Regions from separate parts of the Homo sapiens genome. Here region 1 is linked to region 2. Evidence: read pairs that join two places in POLR2A ChIA-PET (ENCODE). Cell type or tissue: MCF 10A. All regions are shown on one strand.

Evidence for each region. ChIA-PET counts read pairs that join two places held together with the same protein. Peaks named below come from ENCODE experiments on the same cell type or tissue, not always from the same donor. Only the 100,000 strongest peaks of a DNase experiment are listed, where the experiment ranks them.
Region 1: POLR2A ChIA-PET joins it to region 2 with 5 read pairs; 3 of 35 experiments call an interaction of 5 or more read pairs at or near these places.

The regions. Positions count from the first base shown.
Region 1 is chr5:151,893,018-151,901,017 of GRCh38, forward strand. All of the region lies in intron 1 of GLRA1 (glycine receptor alpha 1), which reads right to left. Among named protein-coding and RNA genes, the nearest start is that of GLRA1, 28 kb to the right of the region's middle. In MCF 10A, no CTCF peak of the experiment used is centred here; a DNase peak (open chromatin) is centred at 3,354.
Region 2 is chr5:152,083,211-152,091,210 of GRCh38, forward strand. All of the region lies in intron 1 of LINC01933 (long intergenic non-protein coding RNA 1933), which reads left to right. Among named protein-coding and RNA genes, the nearest start is that of LINC01933, 130 kb to the left of the region's middle. In MCF 10A, no CTCF peak of the experiment used is centred here; no DNase peak of the experiment used is centred here.

The DNA of each region.
Region 1 (8,000 bases), 190 kb before region 2:
CAAGAAACATATACTTCACAAAATCTCACTTGGGAAATTGAGGCCCAGTTAGCAGAAGGGACTGACATAGGACCCAGAGTAAATCAGTAGTGGCTTATTTCACTGTATCGAGAGTTAGGTGATTAGAAGTCAAACAGGGATGCATTACACTGTTTCTGTCACCCCTCTCCCACCCCACACCCATTCAACAAAGTGGCTTTAAGGCCCCATTCACACCACAGTATGAATTACTCATGTATTAAGAACATGACCCTCCCTCTGCCCAACTTTCTTTCTTTCTTTCTTTCTTTCTTTCTTTCTTTCTTTCTTTCTTTCTTTCTTTCTTTCTTTCTTTCTTTCTTTCATTTTAGTTCTGGGATACATGTGCAGAATGTGCAGGTTTGTTACATAGGTATACATGTGCCATGGTGGTTTGCTGCACCTATCAACTTGTCATCTAGGTTTTAAGCCCCTCTTGCATTAGATATTTGTCCTAATGCTCTCCCTCGCCTTGCCCCCCACTACCCGACAGGCCCTGTTGTGTGATGTTCCCCTCCCTGTGTCCACATGTTCTTATTGTTCAACTCCCACTTATGAGTGAGAACATGCAGTGTTTGGTTTTCTGTTCCTGTGTTACTTTGCTGAGAATGATGGCTTCCAGCTTCATCCATGTCCCTGCAAAGGACATGAACTCATTCTTTTTTATGGCTGCATAGTATTCCATGGTGTATATGTGCCACATTTTCTTTATCCAGTCTATCATTGATGGACATTTGTGTTGGTTCCAAGTCTTTGCTATTGTAAACAGTGCTGCAATAAACATACATGTGCATGTATCTTTATAGTAGAATGATTTATAATCCTTTGGGTATATATTCAGTAATGGGATTGCTGGGTCAAATGGTATTTCTGGTTCTAGATCTTTGAGGAATTGCCACACCAAACTCTTAAAGCATATAGATTTCAATAAGAGTCAATGTTAGAGGCTCAAAGGTTGAAGAACACTAATTTTGGGTTGCTTTGGGCAACTGAGCTTTCCTAGTACTGAAATTATATCCAGGAGATAGTTAGGAGCCATAAGCAGCACTGACATGTGCTTGTGGGGCTGGGATGTTGGAGGAAATGCATAGAGATATGAATGTATGTGTGTGTGCGTGTGTGTGTGTGTGTAAGGTGGAACCTTCTGTCACCTAGTCATGCAGCGCATAATGTTCCCCAAGGATTTGTACCCAACCTGTCTTGTTCTTCCTCTCAGCTTCTTTTCTGGTCTCATCAGTTGTAACTATTTAAGCAATCAGTTAATAATGGATGACTCTCAAATCTGTCACCACCCTGGCCTCTTCCTTAAAACCCCCTTCCTCATTTGCAAACATTTGTGGGATGCATTTATCTCAATGTTCTGCCAGTGTCTCAAATTCATCTCCCAAACTGAACACTACAGCTTCCTTCCTAGACTTGCTCCTCCAGATCAGTTTCCCCAGATGACGTCAATATACTTCCACTCTCTAGGATTAGACGCCTCAGAGCCATCTTGTCTTCTTGCTCCTCCACCCCACTACCCCCCATAAACTCACTCACCAGGTGCTGATGTAGTTATCTGTGTTTGTGTTTTAAGAGCAGGAATCATGGTGGTTTTATTTATTATTTGTTTGTTTGTTCTTTCATTCCCCACTGTGTCTACCATGGTGTCTCATACATAATTGGTGCTCAGTAATTGCACAGTGAATGAATGAATGAATAATGTGCTACTTTAATTAATCAAATATCCTGGCTAGTAAAAAGTGTTCATAAATATTTATACATGGATTAACAATTTAAAAATAATTAGACAATTATACACAGTAATGGAAAATACTGAAAGCCATCTGGTATTGCTTTGAAGATTCGGAGGGTATTCTAGGACTATTTAGACACTGTTGCTTAATAATCTGAAGATCCTTACTCATATCCTGGGGAACTAATTTTGATGGACAGGGTGAGGAACAAATGCACTTTAGTTTCTTTGTGTGTGTCTATGATGTAGGTGAGTTTGTGTGATGTGGGTGGGTTTCTAGGTATGATTGTATAGATGTGTTATGTATACAGATGGATGGATGTGTATGGATATATATGGGGATTAGAGTGTGCATGGAGGTGTTTGCAGATGCATAGTGAATTGGGTCACATAGGTTTGTATGTACAAAATGTGAATTTCTGTGTTCATGTGTATGTATTTCAAGTGTGGCATTTAATATGGGCATTTTGTGTGTGTATATGTGAGATGTGTGTGTATGTGAGCTGTATATATACATGGGGTATAGGGTGTGGATGTGTAAAATGCTTCTGTAGATGTATGTCTGTGATGTGTATATTGCATGTGTTTGTTTTTGAAATGTACTGTGAAATATAATATAGAATAGTGCAAAAGAGTGAAAAGAACAGATGATTTGGAATTCATCCTGTCTTAGTCATTTATTAGCTGTGTCACCTTGGGAAAGTTACTTAACTTGTCTGAGCTTTAGTTTTCTTACCTGTCAAATGAGGTAAGGAATAACTGAGGTAGCATAGTTAAAAATACCTAGGACTGTTCTTAGAACATAGCAAGCACTCAATACATTGTTTTTCTCTTGCAGCATGGTGTGTGTGTGTCTGTGTGTGTGTGTGTGTGTGTGTGTGTGTGTGTGTTTGAAGCAGTTCAGAGTGGGTCTGGGGCTGCTCCTTGTCTCACAATGCTTTCAGCTGCACCATGGAGCCCACATGGCTGGAAAACCCTCCCAGGTGCTTCCCATGGCCCACAGTTGGGGCCACTGTCCATTCAGCACTGGACTCATGGCTGCTGTGTGGCTCTGGTGTGGGCAGAGGGGACCACAGGCACGCAACTAGTGATTTATGACTTTTCTGCTGTTATAGTTCACTTCTAGAACCTCTCTAGGAGTGGCAGTTACGAAGCTTTCATAAGCTCCCGTACTCTCTCCAGCCCCTCCTCTCTGATAATAAGATTTGGGAACATAGTACTCCCTCCCAGCAGTTGCTGGAGCACAAGCGATCTCTTCGCCCTTAGGCCTCTCTCATAAGCCTGAATCCTATTGGGCAGTACAGTGGGAGAATGAATTCTCCCCACATCATCCCATACCATTTGGTATTAGCATAACATGCCATTTAATACCAGAACCCTCCCCAAAGCTGAAGAGTCTTCTGGTTATTCTAACTTGCATGTCTGCAGTAAGGTATTTGCAGTCTGGTCACCCAGCCACTGGCTCACTTAAAACCTTGGCACTGAGCCGAAGTGGAGGGAATGAAGACCCCAGGGGGTCAAGTAACTGGCTCCAAGTCACACAGCACTTTAAAGAGAGAAGGAATTAGAACTTACATTTTCAAGTGTTGACTCATCCAAATGCTACAACGTAAGGGAAAGTCTTTGTGAATTGTGAAGAGTATAAAATCATGATAGTTATGCTATTATTATGATTTATTTCTGAAGCTTGTTCTACCCTCTTCTATCCAAGCAAGTCAAAACATGTCTGAATTCTAGCAATCTGTATATACACTGCTCTGAATTTACCACACTTAAAAATGAAGAAGAAATAGTTGTGAACTACCCGGTAATCCTCTGTTTTGTCAAGTGATTCACTATGCATATTTTGAAAATCTCTAGTCCAGCCTCTCCCATATGTTATTTACCAGCTGTTTCCTGATATCACTTTCACAATTTTTGCCGTTTGTTCACCACCTCTATTAGTCACTTAATTATTTTCATTAAATTGTCTCACTTCTTTTAAACTTAAACTTATTTAAAAGGAAACTATATTTCACTACTCACAAATAGAAAACTAATATTACTTGCCATAATGGAAGAGAACCATAATAGCAAATACAATGACAACAAGACAAAAAGAGAAGAGTTTACAATTCTAGTGATCTGCTGCTTGCCAATGTTCTGAGCCCAAGGCCTGCTCTAAGTTACAAAGGAAGTGCAGCAAGTGTTGGACAGGCGTTAGAGGCATATTAACACCTAACGAGACTCCTGGAGTTAATAAGAAAGATTGGAAGAGAATTGGTTCAATAATGATTTATTGTTATTATGTCAGTCACTTAAAATCCTCCCCCTCCCTCACTGTGCTCTAGGCCAAAAGTTCCCAACTCTTTTCCAAATACAAAGGCTCCATATTAATGCCAAAGTAGCTATGCCTCCCTCCACTTGATAATCCTTGTACATTTCTGTCTATATTTAGACAGTACAATTTGCACAGGATTATTCAAAACTCCCCCTCTCCACCCTGGTGAATCTGATGTGCTGTGCATCTGTGTAGAGTAGATATGCATCGGGGAGCTCTTTTAGTACCACAATTCCCGGTTAACTTAAGCATTTGCTTATAGACCATGAGCTGCTGGACAGAGGAGCTGGGAATGAATCTGAGAAATGAAACACTCAATTGTTAAAATTTTCTGAACCTTATAACAGTATTTGGAAATGATGCAGTTTTTTTTTTTCAGAGATTACTAAAATACAATGGGTGAATCAGACTCAGTTTAGGCAGATTTGATTAATGGTAATTTTCAGAAAGAGAGTGAGGTCTTCTGAGACCAAGTTTTCTATTCCTTACTGAGAAGGCTTATTGCAATAGATGCACTGACTATACAAAGTATTAGACTATTATACACAGAAATGAAAAATACTGAAAGCAATCTGGCATTGCTTTGAAGATTCATAGGGTATTCTAGGACTATTTAGACACTCTTGCATAATAATCTGAAGATCCTTACATCCTGAAGAGCTAGTTTTGGTGGACAGGATGAGGAACAAATATATTTTAGTTTCTTTGTGAGTGTCTATGGATGTAGGTGAGTTTGTGTGATGTGAGTAGGTTTCTAGGTATGATGTATTATGTATGTTATGTATACAAATAGATGGATGTTTATGGATGTATGTGGGGATTAGAGCATGCACTAGACTGTCCACCACCTTTTGGTCAGGGGATTTGTCACACTAAGAGATTTTGGTACTTAAAGGACCTCAGATGTTACTTCTAATGACAGAGACCATGCAAAGCTCCAGGAGTAGAGTTCAACAGAGGGGTTGGAGGCAGGGTGATATAATGAAGTAGGGGCTGTGTGACCTTCAGTGAGTCACTTCCCTTGTTGGCTTTCAGTTTCCCCAGTTACACAATGAAATTAAGATGATCTCTAAGAGCCCTTCCAGCCCTCAGCCATCATTTTATGAGTCTATAATATTCCTTCTTTTTTTTTTTTCATACACTGGTCTCGGGATCCAGATTTGTCTGGACTTTTTTGGAGGAATGGGATTTTGTGTCTTGGTTCTTCCTCACCTAGTCTCAAGATTTTTTTCTCCAAGGGGCCAACCTGTTTCTCAAGGTTTACTTGGGAGAAAGGCCAGATCAATGTTCAGATTCTCATTCTCCAGTTGCAACATCAATTGAAATAGGGAATCAATATAAAGCTGTCAATCTGAATTACAGATGAGCTAGGGTTGCAGTAAGACTGGGGAGAAACAATTTCAACTACATTTTGCATGGCACCACACCCCCAAGAACCACTCTGGGTCAGCAGAGGGGATCCCTCCAGTCAATTCCCTCTCCAGTTTACCATGAGCAGAGAAGTCCAGGAGGTCAGGATGGAAAAGGGGGAGGAAAGACAAGGAGGGGGCAGAAGAGGGACTAAGAGGCTGAGAGTAACCAAAGGAAGGACCTATACAGCTGGAGGAGGAACTTGGAGGTGCAGATTGAAGACAGGGAGGTGGGAGGTGAAAGAGGAAGAGGACACTGTAAAAACGAAGGAGTTTGAGGCACAGTCAGCACTATAATTGAGGAATTCAGCGAGTACAGTGGACAGGTACCCAACTACACTTGGTGAGAGGATGAGAAGTCTCCAAGAGGCTTTGTGGAGAAAATGACTTTTTAAATAAAACTTGAAGGTTAGATATGGAGTTGGCCTGGAAAAATATAGGAGGAAGAGTGTTTGAGGTAGAAGGAACAGCATGTGTAGTTTAGAAGTGATAGACAACTTGGAGAACCAAAAGAAGAGTTTAGTGTGTGTATGAAGGAGGGAGGGAGAGAAGAGAATGGGAAATGATGAGAAATGAGGATGAAATACTTGTGGGTAGGCTCTGTCTTGTTCAGTGCCTGGCATGTAGTAGTAATTAAAAATTCGATTTGACTGGCCTTTGCCCTCTAATTATTTACTGTCCAGTAGATAGAATAGTTTAGGTACTTAAGAAATTATAAGAGGCTGCCACTCTGCTTAGGTGGCAAAATTGGACTGCTATGGTGGCTCAGTGGTGGAAGGCAGTATTTGAGGGGAAGGCGGGGATTAATCAGAAATTGTCTGAGTTTTATTAATTGTAGCCTCTGTGTGCTTTTAGAAAGACCCAATATTTGCCATTTTCAAATTGTGTATTCAGGGGAGAAAGCTTTCTCCTGCCCCATTGCCTGTGGGCTGGTCTTTTTCTAAATGAAAAAGAAATGGTGGATGGTGAGGAGTGGTGGGTGTCCTGGGCTTCTGGGAAGAGGTGGGGCTGAGCTGGGCTGGCACTCTTGGCTTTCTAGGCTGAGCCAGTTTCCCATCCCCGGCTCTGACCCCAAGGGACTTGGGGATTGTTGTGCAGCCTGGGCCCTGCTGGTCACCCTCAGCTTTGTCTGAGTTGGATCATCAGGTCAGCATCTGGCTTCCCGCAGCCAGCTGTGCAATTCTGATTTTATTTGATTGCAGTAAGGGGCTTAGGCTGGCCAGGGAGTGCTTGACATTTTATTACTGTCACTGTCACTTCATGATCTGCTAAGCACCCCTGGGAACAGAATGTCACAGTTGGCATGCCCTGAGCCCAATTCACCTCAGGGTCTTATGGAACAAGACACCCCTCCCCCTTCCTGTCCTACCTCCCACAGTTATGACTGCTTCCTATAGGGAACGCTTATCTGAATAAGAAGCACATGTATTTGAACATGATTTTCTTCTTGTAGCAAGGTAAAATCCTGGATTCTTGGAGCTGGACTAAACCTTAAAATCTCATCTGGTTCTGCCTCTGACCCTAAGGAAGTCTGGTCCTCTAGGGATCCCATATACTCTGTAGCATCAGTTTCCATGTTTTCCTCTGGATAGCCTTCCATCCACTAACTCTCCTGCCTTATCGTATGTATCCCCACAAAGTAGGGCCACCTAGAGAAAGAAGAATGAGGTACCTAGTAAAATTTAAGGAGGCACTCAATCCCAGGGTTGCATAAATGCCAACCCTGCACTTGCAGGGACCAGAGAGTGAGCACCTCATTAAATTTTGTGCCTCACCTGCTTCACTCTAGTCCTGGCCCTGCTACAACATCCTAAATCCCGGAGCTTGGTCTACAGGGTGGGATTTCCTGTAGATGATCAAATCTATTTGCCCGATGAGGGGGTCTTTACCTCTTACAGCATCCTGCTTTATTTTTAAAAAGCTTTTTTGTTTTTCTTGTTTGGTGGCAAGAAATGACATTAATTGAGCACCTGCTGTTCCTAATGTGGACTCTGAATTGCACATTACATATTTTATCTCATTTTATCCCCCAAATAGCCTGAGAGGTAGGGATGCCTGTCTCCATTTTACAGGTGAGAAAACTGAGGCTTAATCAATTTTGTGGCTTGTGACTTGATCTGTCCAATTCTGGCATTCCACACTGTATTTGCTTACATTATATTGACGTTTTCTTTTTCTCATCTTCCTTCTCCTTACTCCAGGTGCATGTGTGAAGGCTGAAGTCATGACAGTCCTGGTCTTTTCTGTTTCAAGCCAAACTTTCAGCTCTGTAACCTTCCTTTTTCTCAGAATTGGGGCCATCAAGGTGTTATATAGACAAAACCCTGAAAACATGATTTTCACAAACGTCTTTTCAGCCTCTTAATAAACATGGTTTTCATGAAGTACAGAGCCTGGCACATAGTCAGAGCTCAGTAAATATTTGTTAAATGGATGATATATACCCGAAATTCCAGAGGAAGCTTAATTTAGCTGTGCAGCATTATTTGGCATCAGTGATATGATTTGACTGGAGTCC
Region 2 (8,000 bases):
GAGAAAAATAAATAATACTAGGGCTGGGTAATAACAATGAACAGATCATTTCCAGAGAGCTGGTTTGGTGGGAAGAAGGCACGGACTATTTGTTGTCCAAGGCAAAGCTGGTGGAGAAAGAAAGGAGGGAGGGTTAGTGACAGTTCCTCTGCTTTTCTCTATACTGTAGAGGGGACCCCGGTGGGGCCTCCAGCCAAGTTGGATGACAGCCAGTATGCCGAATGATGGATTTGCCAGATGAGCGAGTCATTAATTCCCTGAGGATATGTTATCTTGGCTTGCTCATGGCTTTATCTGTGAATGAATGAGCTTTGTCTGACCAGAACTTTGTTGTCTCTTAATTTTGTCACATATGGCCCATTCTTGCTGTTTATCTTCTGCCCCTTGTCTTCATCCTGCTTGTTCCCCTCTATCTCCTTCTCCTGCCTCTATCCTGGAGGTAAAATGGCAGTGGGCAGTTCTCCTAGAGTGAATTTGGGTATTTGTCTGACAGTTTTATATGAACAATCCTTTGCTGAATTGATTTTCACTGTACTAGCTTCTGTCTATCAGCTTTCGAGCCCAGACAGTTGGCTTTGATAGATACTTTGCCACTCCGTGATTTCTGCATTGACCTTTTGGTGCTTTCTTTTTTCCCTGCATATAAGGACAAAGGCCACAGCCATCCTCAGCAGGTCACGAACTTCAAGAAGGAAGAATTGTAATAGCAATTGTGAACTTCTTAGGCTTCCTCCAAAGGAAAGGGTGAGGTAAATGGAAGGCATTGTACAGTTATTATGTGATATCACATATATTAGTTTTTCTCTCCAAATCATTGCCTAGGGCTCTGTTTTGAAATTGGTTTTTACCCTCCTTGCTCTTATTGCAGCCTTCGATGTTCCCATTCCATATTTAACTTTTCTGCAATTCAGCACCTGCTCTGTTAGCACACTTCCCTTCCAGGCTTTTAGCGTGAAGCACCTGCATTTAGATCAGCCTAAGCTGTGTGGGATCAGGGTGTACTCACAGCCCAAACTTCTAGAACTTCCTCTCATTCCAAGGAGGGTGAGGGCCAAGGAACCTGGACCCCAGAAAGACTGCTTCTCCTGCCCTATTTAGTGTAGTGATTGAGAGTATGAATTCTGGTTTGAGCCATAGCTCTGCCACTTACCTGCTGTGTGACCTCAGGTAAGTACCTTAAACTCTCTGTACCTTAGTTCCCTTATCTGTAAAATGAAAGCCACAGTAGCACCCACCTCATAGGGCTGTGAGAAGAACTAAATGAGTTAATGCATGTAAAACACTTAGAGCAATGTCTGGCATATAATAAGTGCCCTGAAAGTATTAGTAATGTTGATTTTCTTAGCTATTAATTCTTATTTCCTTTTAAGCATATTGGGATGGCATCAGGAGGCCTGGATTCTGTTCCAGGCACAGCTGTCAAGTTTCCGCGCGACTCAGAGACGTCATTTCTCCAAAATTTGGCTTCCTCTTCAATTAAATGAGACTTACAGTCTCAGGCCTGCCCTGCTCATTGCCCAGAGTTGCTCTGAGGATAAAATGACACAGCAGACATAAACAGGCTTTGTAAATATGAAAGAGCTGCCTGCAGAAATGGTGGTGAGATGTTCCATGTTCTGTAGAGGGATGACCTTGTGAAGGTATTTCTTGGAAAAGGTGGCTTGGTCTCAGGGAACAAGAGTCCTCCTTGGAAACAGTGAGATCCTGATTATTCTCAGCCCTGATTGGCTTAGCATTGTTTTGAGATATCTTCTTTCTGGGGTCTCCTGGGAGAACAGTGGTGGTATTACCTCTTAGCATCAGCATTCTTAGTTGTAAACAACAGAAACCAGTGCTTGTTAATTTAAGCAGTAAAGTGGCAAAGGATTTAATTAGATGGAGTTGGGTAGCTCAGAGTGTCCTGGAGCACCAGAGAACCAGGAGGCTGTGGATCAGTGGCCAAAGTCACACAGCAGAACTGGTCCAGAATGGATGCCATGGTAGCACTGCTGGGCACAGGCTCTGCAGCTTATACTCACACAAGACAAGAGTGTTGTAGGGGGCACCCAGAACTGGAACTCATCATGGTCCAGGAATCTCTTAGCACAGCTACCCTCTGTGGGGAGGCTTTATTCTCTACCACCCCTGACTAGCTTTTCTTTTGGGTGGGAAACAGGGCCACATAGAGCGTTGCACCCATTTTTAAGTTCCACCACCAGAGGAAAGGATCATCTTCTTTTGGTTCTCATTCAAAGAAGGCAGCCCAGGAAAAGGATTGTCTCTGGTTGGCTGAGCTTTGGGCTATTGCCCATTCTTGGACCAATCAGTATAGAGCTTGGTGGTGAAATGTCAGGATTGGCCCAGCTTGCTGCCATGGGAAGTTTACAGCCCTGGGTGGAAGGATGCCATTGGAATGGTGCAAAGAGGAGGATAGATTTCTCAGAGGTGGGGATGGGAGATGGGAAGGGCTGATCTCGGTCATACTTTCACCATCAGGCACTACAGGGGGATTTGCAGTCTGCCCTTTTTTTTTTTGTTTACACTATGCTATGGCACTGACCAGGCCTTCATAATTCCATGTTAGCATCTCCCTGTCTATGCAGGGCTGTTTGATCACATCTCTCCTTGCACAAAAAACCTTCATTACTTTCAAACTAGAGTCCACGATCCTTATTATAAACACTGAAGATTTAATCCCATTCTTTTTTTTTTTTTCTTTTTTGAGATGGAGTCTCTCTCTGTCGCCCAGGTTGGAGTCCAGTGGCGTGATCTCGGCTCACTGCAAGCTCTGCCTCCCAGGTTCACACCATTCTCCTGCCTCAGCCTCCCGAGTAGCTGGGACTACAGGCACCCACCACCATGCCTGGCTAATTTTTTTGTATTTTTAGTGGAGACGGGGTTTCACCATGTTAGCCAGGATGGTCTCGATCTCCTGACCTCGTGATCTGCCCACCTCAGCCTCCCAAAGTGTTGGGATTACAGGCATGAGCCACTGCGCCCGGCCAACCCCATTCTTTTTTTAAAAATTTTTTTTATAATAATATATTTCAAACATAAAGAATAATAACATGAGTACATATGTACCCCCAATTGACCTTTAACAGATTTAACATTTTGCTATATTTGTTTAATGCTTTTTAAATAAACAGTAATGGATTACAAATAGATTCAAATCACTCTGGGGACCTCTTCTCAATTTCATTCCCTCCTTTTCTTCCTTGGAGTTCATCACCATCCTAAATGTAGGTTATCATTTTCATGTACGACTTTATGAATTTTTTGCATGTTCAAGTCTCTATTCAATGCATAGTATTGCTTTGCATATTTGTAAACTTTATAGAAATACTGCCCTACTATACATATCCTTTTGCAGTCTCCCTTTTGCATTGAACATTATTTTTGAGATTTATTCACACTGGTATGTGTAGATCTAGTATATATTCATTTTATCCGCCATATAGTGTTTTATTCATCTATCTCTGATTGATGGGTTTTTCTTTTTCTTTTTTTCTACCGTGAGCCCTGCAGCAGTGAGCATTCTTGTGCAAACCTTGGGGAGTATACGCAGGAGTGGAATCACATCAGGGAGAAGGACAGGCAAAACAAAGTCATAGCCCAACAACTTTCCCACCATGCAGAGCTAGCAGGTGATTAAACCCAGGAAATCCCTGGCAGGACTGATCAAACAGGGTTTAGCAGCTTGTGAAATGGGACTTTATTTCTTTAGCTAATCCCTTGTTGGGGAGGGGGAGGGAGATCTGAGATCTGACTTCAGCATGATCTGGAGGTAGGCGAGCCCAGACTACTTAAAATATTTGCTGATCACAGAGATGGGCCTTTTGAGTGACAAGAGAATGGCAGAGTGTACCTTTACTCCCCTTTCTTTGAGTCATGCCATAAACAGCATTTACTCTGCTTTGGAAAAATGCAGGGGTAAGAAAAAGCATAGAGTTTGGAGTCAGAGAGAGCCAAGTTTGTGTCTGTATGTCTGCCATTTACCAGTTGCATGACCATGTTAATTATTTACATTCTCTGAACCTCAATTTTCTTATCTGTGAAATGAGTCCCACTGATGTCCCGTGCTTTCAGCATCAGTAGTGCCACTGCCCTGAGTTGTCTGGATTGGGCTGTAGCCAGAAACCTCAAGTCCACCATGCCACGGTTCCTTGAGTCAAGTCCTGTTGGCTATAGACCTTCAGGTGAGCTCTGAATGTTGATGTTTCCTCCTCACCCAGGATTTACTGCATCTGCAAAGCACTCTGACTGCCTGCCAGGGCCTGAGCCTGTCTTGGAACTCTCTATGCATGACTGGATACCCAGCTAATTCTTACCAGGCCTCTTCTCTGTGGGACTTGACCCTAATTCTTATCTATTCCTTCCCTCTGGCCTTGCCATTGGATGTGGAATTTCCAAGAACTCATGTCATATTTGTATCATCATGACTCTCATATAGGCAGCTCCATATGTGGCACCCTTACTGTAAACCTGATGGTGAGCTCAGCCCTCTACATCTACATGTGTTTATATTGAAGTGTGTAGGAAGGGGTTGAGAGCACATTTCACTTTTTGGAGCCAGATACATTTGGTTTCAGAGTGTGAGCTTCCTTATCTTTTTTTTTTTTTTTTTTTTTTTAAGGTAATATGTTTCTGGATGACTAGATAAATTTTAAAAAAGATAATAAAACTTTTCTCCTGGGGTTATTATAAAGAGTAAAAATGTCATAAGAGTAATGCTTTTAGTATAGTGTCCAGCTCACACTCAGCACTCAATAAATTACAAGTCAACATGCTATAATAGGTTGAAGGCTACATGTAGAAGCGAGATAGCCAGAGTGATGAAAGGCATGGGCTCTGCAACCAGATGGGCTGAGTTTATATTCTGAACTCTCCACTTCTATGATACAGCCCTGGGCAGGTGATCGAACCTCTCTGTGCTTCAGCTCATTTATTCTCCAGAGGAGGATAATCATACAAACTCACAGGTCTTCAACTGTGAGAAACAAATGATGTTACCTATATAAAGCAGTGGGAACAGTGCCTGGCACACAGGAAACGTTCAATGCATGTCAATAAATTCATTACATTTATTATTTTATTTTACCATTATTTTAAATATATGTGTATATATAAATGTATAGGCATATATGCCATGAACTCAGGTTACAAGAACATAACTTTATTTTCCTAAAACTGAATCTACTTTCCTTCTTGAAGTCTATTCCATCAGAAGGCATAACATGGATTCTCATTACTGCCAGAGGAACTCAGTCATTTCAGTTATTTGGGACTTACAGGCTTAAACTCAGACAAATTCAGGATTTCCCTCTTTCCTTCCTTTCCCCTGGAGTTGATGTGGCAAGATGGCGGCATCCTCAGACAGGCATATTTGCCACGACCTGGGCTTTGTCGTCAGTACCCGTGGTGCTTGGCTGGTGGGACCATGCTGGGCTGTCACTTGGTCCTGTCTTTCACTGCATGTGGCTTTCTCATTTCTGCTGCCCTCAGAATGGCATAGAGGTTGATATGAGGGGTTTTCTGTCCTCCCAGAACTCCAGAGAAATTGGGAGACGAGAAGGGTGGTAAGGAAAGGGGCATAGGGCCCGTTATAAGTGTCTGAAGTCTTTCCTTTTCTTTCAACAGTTTTCTCCCCACCGAGCTGGGAGAACATTGTAACTTCGTGGTAGGGTGGAGGGGTGTGTGTGTTGATTTGCATTCTTCCTAGTCTTTCCTGTATTGTTCTTGAAACAAAGCTAAAAGTGAGGAAATTTTAGTGTCATTTTTTTCTGAGTTTGTTGTTATACTTCTCATTTTCAGGAGGCTTCAAATGTTTTGACCTAGACCTTGGACTTAGGGGATTGAAGGGGAAAAACACATCACAGTATTTTACTCACTGTTCCACCTGGAATACAGTTTCACAAGCTGGCTAACTAAGTACTGCCACTGTTTCCCCAATCATCCAGAAGAGGAAACAAACTCAGAAGTTGAGTAACTTGCTTACAGTCATCTAGGTAGAAAGGAGTGACTTAAAACCAGGTATGTGAGGCTCCAAACACATGCTTCACAACCTCTTTCTATGTAATGAGCCACCTGAGACAACAGCATCACTTCCCCACTGACTGTGGGCATTGCCAGCCTCCTAATTCTTCATCAGCCATAATGATGAAGGCCCTGCTAGGAGTCCCACTCCACTCCCTCATCAGGGATGGGCTGAGCCATCCCTGAAGCTGCACAATGTGCTGATCACTGAACATTGGACGGTCCAACTACCCTGTAGCAGAACAGCATTGATAATAATGTGTCTTCTCTCCTATTGTCTCATTCAGTCCCAGATTTCTCCATTTCCTGCTTGATGTGTGCATGCTAAGCACACGGAAACACATGATTTATGTATTAGGTTGATGCAAAAGTAATTGTGTTTTTTTCCCATTACTTTTAATAGCAAAAACTGCAATTACTTTTACACCAGCCTTAATAAATCTCTGTTAATAGTGAATAAATGTGTATCAAAGGGTTAAAGGCCTCTAAAGGGGCTGGCTCTTAGTCCTCTCGGTCTGTGGTGCAACAGGGCTCCTGGGCTCTGCTCATCCTAGCTGTCAGATTAATGGCAGGGACTTCTGCAGTGATCTCAGCCACACATGCTGCCTCTTCTATGTGACCCAGAACAGAGCTCAGAGTGAGGTCGTATTGATTTCATGAGAAGCTGGGCCTGCATCTTTTCTTTCACTCTAGGTTTGTTGGCTCCTGCCTGTAAGATGGCTGAAGGCTATCATTTTTGTGTGGAGGATTAATTAGAATAGATTTCTTTGACTTGGGATGCCAATAAAACCTGTGGTCTCCAGCTATTGATTTATGATGCTAAGCAGGAAGTGTTGGTCCCTGAACAGGCCCCAAGAAAGTAGTGGTATTGGGCATTTTGATGCTCGGGTGGTTAATTGTGGCAAACTGGAAAAGAATAAGAACACATAGGAGCTTTGGGGGGTACCGTGGTGGAAGGGAGATTGGTACAAGGGCCACCCTGATTCAGTGAATGAAAAGAGAATCTCATTTCCTGTGAATGATGTGGCTGAGAAATTGAAAGGGACATTTGTGAACTTTGGAGACTGAGATGATTGTGAGCAAATTAATAGCTAGATATCTGAGACGTTTGTTCTTATGCAGATAATTGAGTTCTGAAGAGAGAGAGGTCACTGGTCCTTCAACTTCTCCATCGTCTCAGAGTCCAAGTTATGATAAATTTCTAACTTTTATTCCCCAGATGACCTCTCAATTTAATTCAATTCAACAAGCATTTATTAGCACCTACTGTGGTGGTGGGAGGGAAGAGGGTATAAGAAAGCAAAAGTCAGCCCCAAGTGTGACAAACTCCTTAAGAGAATGGAACATGCCATTTTCAAACCGTGATTAGAATACAAAGTGGACTCTCGGAGGATGAGGGTGGCATAGGAGGAGAGATTTAGACTGAGAGTGAATGAGAACTTTTCATGATGGGTGGCATTTGAGCACAGTTTCAAGCACAGTGGCATGTGGCAAGGGGTTCCACATGAAGGAATCATCATCATGAAGAGGGTGGGCTTAGGACTTACTCAGGCTCTTTCCTTGGGTACTACTGTGACTGGAGCTTAGGTAAATGTAATAAAAATAGGTCAAAATATAGGTGTGGCCAAATCATGGAGAAACTGAAGAGCAGACTAGGGAGTTGGGGATTTGATTCTGTAAGTAGCGGGGAGCTATTGAAAGTCTTTGAGGAGGAGAGGGCCATGAATGATAAGACAGCCATCCAGGAAGCATGGTCCTGCATCCTGTGCCAATGAGATCAATGCAGCAAGGGAGGGGCAAAAGATGCCACTGAAGAAGTTACCACCACAGTCAGGGGAGAAAAAGATAGATATGTTAGGGGAGGCAGGTCAGGAAGGAGACCAATGATGTGGACTTTCAATCCTCAGTTTTGTCATCAGTAAAATGGGGGATCTATTATTGTTTCTAGGGTTTGAGAGTTGGTAGACTTAGGCGATGAAAGGAAA